2 separate regions of the Homo sapiens genome follow, and region 2 is linked to region 1. A link is an interaction called in ENCODE POLR2A ChIA-PET data of the cell type or tissue named here. Cell type or tissue: OCI-LY7. All regions are shown on one strand. Links, peaks and the distances in the headings refer to the core of each region. The heading gives the core; the rest is flanking DNA.

Region 1 (2,913 bases), core at 146-2,645:
GACAGGGTCTTGCTCTGTCATCCAGGCTGGAGTGCAGTGGTGTGATCATGGCCTACTGGAGCCTCCACTTCCTGGGCTCAGGCAATCCTCCCATCTCAGCCTCCCAAGCATCTGGGACTACAGGCACATGCCACCACACCCAGCTAAATTTTTTTTTTTAAATTTTTTTGTAGAGACAGGCTCTTGCTATGTTTCCCAGGCTGGTCTCAAACTCCTGGACTCAAGCAATCCTCCCGCCTTGGCCTCCCAAAGTGTTGGCATTACAAGTATGAGCCACCATGCCCAGCCCCATTCTAGTTTTAAATTATAATCTTCATCTCAGCACTTCTTGCCTCCTTCCTCTGCATTTTTTTTCTGTAGAACAACTGATGTACTATTATACTTATTTTGTCTCTTTTCCTACTAGAATATAAATTCCATGAGAGCAGGAGCTTTTACTTTGCTCAATTCTGTATCTTCAGCGCCTAGAACAATGCTTGCCACAGAGTAGGCACAGTGGATTTGTTAAGAGTAAATGAATGTCTGCTTTCTTATTTATCTTTCGAGATTCACATTCCCTAGGCTTCCTGCCCTCTTCCCACTCCTTCAATCTGGACTAATACCTCTCCCTACTCTAGGTTCCCATAACATCCTGTATTGTAGGACTTTCTAGAGATTTTTCTTTTTATTATTTTATTTTTTAAAGACAGTCTCACTCTGTCACCCAGGCTGGAGTGCACTGGCATGATCATAGCTCACTGCAGCCTCAAATTCCTGGATTCAAGTGCTCTCCCCAGTTTAGCCTCCCAAGTAGCTGGGACCGAAGGCACACACCACTACACCCAGCTAATTAAATTTTTTTTTTTTGTAGAGACAGGGTCTTGCAATGTTGCCCAGGCTGTTCTTGAACTCCTGACCTCAATCAATCCTCTTGCCTCAGCCTCCCAAAGTGCTAGGATTACATACAGGAGTTTAATTTCTGAGCCAGCCACTGTACCTAGCTAAGCAACTTAAAAAAAAATCATCTTTGTATTCCTCAGGATTTAGCACACAAAAAGTGCTTTATGAATATTAAAATGAACTATTTGCAACATTTATACTCAATTGTTAGGGTAGTGGGAAGATGTTAAATAGGCATGAGGGGCTTGCCAACTTCCTCTTTCTTACATGAATTTCCTTCCTCTTTCTAAGAAACCCAGATTTGATTCTCTTTGCTTCCCTCCGGCCAGAACACCAGTGACTAAACAGGGTTGCCAAAACACCTTTTTTTTTCTTTTTTCTTTTTTTGAGGCAAGGTCTCACTCTGTTGCCCAGGCTTGAGTGCAGTGACGCAGTCATGGGTAACTGTAGCTCTACTTTTCAGGCCCAAGTGATCCTCCCACCTCAGGTTCCTGAGTAGCTGAGACTACAGAGGTACACCACTGTGCCTAGCTAATTTTTAAGATTTTTTGAGATGGCTAGTAATTTAATTTTTATTTTTGTAGAGACAGAGTCTCCGTATGTTGCCCAAGCTGGTCTCAAACTCCTTGGCCCAAGCAATCCTACTGCCTTGGCTGCCCAAAGTGCTTGGATTACAGGCACGAAGCACCCTGCCTGGCCTGCCAAAACAATTTTAACTAAATGCTATTTTATAGCTTTCAAATCCATTTGGAAGAAAATATTGGGACTTTTAAAGATGTTAATTGTTGGGTTAGTACCACCATGTGAAAAAGTTTTATCTTAACCTAGAATCATAAATCACATGGTACATTTCCTAGGTCCTTTTAAGACTCTAATGATTAACCCCATCCTCACTCCCACTGTAAAACTCTTAAAAGAGTTTTCAAATTATACCACAATTACTATTAAATACCTATACGTAGGCAGGCCCATCTCTGTCTCAGAATTTTTTTTGAGTATCAGGATAATAGTTATTGATCAAAAGGAGGCCTGGGGTCCAAAATGGAGGACAATTGGAAAAACAGCAGACCAGTATTTCAGCAAAAGGTGCAAAACAGAATGGAAGCACTGTACTAATAGGTAGTGGGGTGACTATGCATGGTGTCTCATCCCAGCACTTTGGGAGGCCTAGGCGGGAGGATCACTTGAGTCCAGGAGTTTGAGACCAGCCTGGGCAACAAAACAACACCCCATCTCTATAAAAAATTAAAAAATTAGCCAGGTGTGGTGGTGTGCACCTGTAGTTCCAGCTACTCTGGAGGCTCAGGCAGGAGTATTTCTTGAGCCCAGGGTTTGAGGTTACAGTGAGTTATGATCACACCACTGCACTCCAGCCTGAGTGATAGAGAGAGACGCTGTGTCTTAAACAACAACAACAACTGGAAAAAGCCTGATTGAGTTTAAATCTCTCATCCACAAGATGAAGAAATCAAAGCCAAAGGTACACAGCTGGAGCTGGTATTTCTCAAATATCTAAGAAAGCATATTAAGGTGATAAGCTGGACTTAGGTGACTTGACAAAGTTATTATTATCTAGAAACTGAAGTAAGGTATATCCTATATGTTCAAAGTTGGAGTCCATATTATTCTATGCATTTTAATTGCTGATTAGAATTCAACTGGTGTACTTATTCTCAAGCTTGTAGTTTGTATTTTGCTGAAAGAGACTGGCCTAAATGTACAGTCCAGCTGCCACATGGGAAGAAGTAAAGAGATCAAGGAGAACTAAAAGGATGCTACTTGATTTTTTCAGGAGCTTAGGAAGAAAAAGCAGCCACTGGTGGTACTATCCATAAGACCCTTCTCCTAACCTTTGTAAACTATTAATTTGAAGGAGATACGAATATAACTTCATTGCAGTTGGAGTAGAGAAGGGCGAGACAGGAGTATAACATAGGGTAAACTTTAATTCACACAATCAGTGAGTAGTCTGTTTGCCAAACATAGATTGTAGTAAAACAAAAAGAGAACCTCCAAGGTAGATCTAAGTTAAAG
Region 2 (2,913 bases), core at 103-2,602, 1.1 Mb after region 1:
ATAAGGCCCCTCCCTCCCTCTCCAAGCAAGGAGGAAGGAGGCGAACTTACTCTGCGTCCCGAGACTCCATCTAACCCAATTCTCTCCTCACCACCTCCACTCTCATCCCGTGCTGTGATGCCCAGGAAAACCACAATTCCTGGGTGCCACTCAAAGGCCTGTCATTGGCATCCATGCCTATTCTTTACACTGCTGGTCTAGGTTTAAAAAACAAACAAATTAAAAACTCTTAGAAAGACTGAAAGGGACCTTGTGCTAACTTTAAGGACGGGAGGGTAGGAACGTGACTAAGTAGCCATAGCCTGTCCCAACATCTGTGAAGAATGAAAGCAGCCCTGGCTGGAGGCACTAAATGGTGGTGGCGGCAGAAAGGAGGAGGCAAGCTACTTCTGGGAGTGGGAGACAGAAAAAAGAGAGAGGTGGAATTGTGAGAAGGCCTTTATACTGGGAAAGTTGTCCTCCTTCCCCATCCTACTCTCCCCAGAATCCTGAGCCTAGAGCAGAGAGCACAGAGAGACCTGTGCCCGCCCAATGAGAGAGGTGGGCAGCAGTGTTGCCCAGCGGTTAAGAGTGCAGGATCTAGAGGTGGGTGGACCTGGATTCCGTCTTGGTTCTTCTCACCAGCTACATTACCACTGGGCAAATTGCCTGAAAGGAGATAACAATAGAGCCTACCTCCTGCAGGAGACAGAAGGATGAAATGAGATAACGCAATTGGAGTATTCAGCACAGCACCCAGCACATGGCTAATACTCAATAATCCCGATTAGCTACAGTCACCCTTACCAGTGAGGGAGAAAAAGCACAGGAATTGTTCCTATTCACAAGACCAAAAGGAATGGCGTTCCCGTCCCCCAGGTTGACTCACGGTGGTTAGGAGGTTAGGGCCTAAACTAATCGACTTAAAGGTACATTGTGGTTTAAGTAGGCTTCTGTGGCTTAGCTGGGGACCTGATATTATTGCTGTCATTCCTAACACAGACCACTCCATCACTTACTGTATTGAAAAAGTTATCTCTGTGGTCTACACTGACTCTACTAATCTCAGGACGGGGCCACTGCTAAAACTTCTCTGAAAATCGTCTATTAAAGCTGCCAAGGAGCTGATGTGCAAGGCCCACAGGAAAATCATCATTTTCTAGACACCTCTTTTACAGCACTGGAACCAGGTGGGACTTCACATCCATCCAGCTGGTAATAAAAACCAGCTTGGATACTCAAGAAACCACGCTCCTTCATAAACAAAAACAACCATTCATCTCAACCCTGGATGCAGGGTCTAGTCTTGGTTTCGGGGGCTTATACGTCAGATGATAATCCTACATGATCTCTAGAATTCTCTCAGCCTTTAAAGTCCTGGTTCCATGTAGTAGTGATGCTCTGCCTGCCGAATCCTGCCTCAGGAGAAAGTATTCCTCTGTCAGCCTTCAAAACGCCCCATCAGGTCAGTGGCGGCATTAGATTCTCATAGGAGTGCGAACCCTATTGTGAACTGTGCATGCCAGAGATCTAGGTTGTGCACTCCTTATGAGAATCTAACTAATGCCTGATGAGCTGAGGTGGAACAGTTTCATCCCAAAACCATCCCCCACATCCGTGGAAAAATTGTCTTCCACAAAACCGGTCCCTGGTGCCAAAAGGTTGGGGACCACTGCTCTAGAGGGATGGAAGAGCTACAGAGCCTTCTGGCAATGCTTCATGAATATCATTTATCATAACCAGGATTTTCGGTAACAAAAATACGGGCAGTCTCCAACATGCCAAGTCCAAACACTAATACTTTTTTTTTTGAGACGGAGTCTTGCCCTGTCACCCAGGCTGGAGTGCAGTGGCGTGATTTTGGCTCACTGCAACCGCTGCCTTCCAGGTTCAAGCAGTTCTCCTGCCTCACCCTCCCGGGTAGCTGGGATTACAGGCGTGTACCACCATTGCTGGCTAATTTTTGTATTTTTAGTAGAGACGGGGTTTCGCCAAGTTGGCCAGGCTGGTCTCGAACTCCTGACCTCAGGTGGTCCACCTGCCTCAGCCTCTCAAAGTGCTGGGATTACAGATGTGAGCCACAAACACTAATACTTTTGAATGCTAACACTATTTGGACTTGGTGCTGCCTTCAGTTGCCTTCATCTGAAATGCTCCTTAATGGGCTTTACTGTGTTTCTCTGGATTCTTCTCCTACCTCTCTGTTTGAGCCTCAATCTCCCCGGCTGTTCTCCTTCCATCGTTCTTGGCAGTGCTTCTGCCATGTGCCTCTGACTTCTTGTTCCCCTGGGCCTTCTTACCCACACCCTCTCAAGCCCTCTAAACCTGTGCCTTCTACTCCTGAACCCTTGACCCCTTTATAAAGGATGTCTCCATGCTGGGCACAGTGGCTCATGCCTGTAATCCCAGCACTTTGGGAGGCTGAGGTGGAAGGATCATTTGAGCCCAGGAGTTCCAGACCAGCCTGGGCAATGTAGTGAGACTCCTGTCACCTTCATTCCAATTCTGTTCCTGCTTCCAGTTGCCCAAGCAGGAAACCCCCTTTATGCTCTCCCTTCTATGTCATACTTCATTTGTCCCCTAGACAGTTGGTTCTGCTTCCTAGATGCACCCTCCCATTGCCACCCTCAGTCACCAGCAGCAGCACTGTGAACCCCATCTTCTCTCATCCTGGACTACTGCGACAGCTTCCCATAGGTCTCCCTGACTCAGCTCTTACCTCTCCAGCCCATTCTAGAATTCTGTTTATAAAACACAACCTGATCACACACTTTCACATTTCAAAACCTCCAGTGGTTTCCTAGTAGCTTACAAGATGTGGTCCAACCCTTCAGGTGGCACCAAGAGCCTGGGTCCAACTCTCCTTATATTGTCATCACCTCCCCACCCTACTCCAAACCTGTTTCCTACAGATCAAACTCAGTCATTATCCTG

What was found. ChIA-PET counts read pairs that join two places held together with the same protein. Peaks named below come from ENCODE experiments on the same cell type or tissue, not always from the same donor. Only the 100,000 strongest peaks of a DNase experiment are listed, where the experiment ranks them.
Region 2: POLR2A ChIA-PET joins it to region 1 with 6 read pairs; 2 of 35 experiments call an interaction of 5 or more read pairs at or near these places.

The regions. Positions count from the first base shown.
Region 1 is chr17:60,396,748-60,399,660 of GRCh38, reverse strand. It overlaps a transcript of USP32 not described here. Among named protein-coding and RNA genes, the nearest start is that of USP32, 6.1 kb to the right of the region's middle. RefSeq lists enhancers at 1,223-1,272, 1,373-1,502. In OCI-LY7, for the core only: no CTCF peak of the experiment used is centred there; a DNase peak (open chromatin) is centred at 1,230.
Region 2 is chr17:59,343,635-59,346,547 of GRCh38, reverse strand. The region is part of intron 1 of YPEL2 (yippee like 2); the gene reads right to left. Among named protein-coding and RNA genes, the nearest start is that of YPEL2, 13 kb to the right of the region's middle. In OCI-LY7, for the core only: no CTCF peak of the experiment used is centred there; no DNase peak of the experiment used is centred there.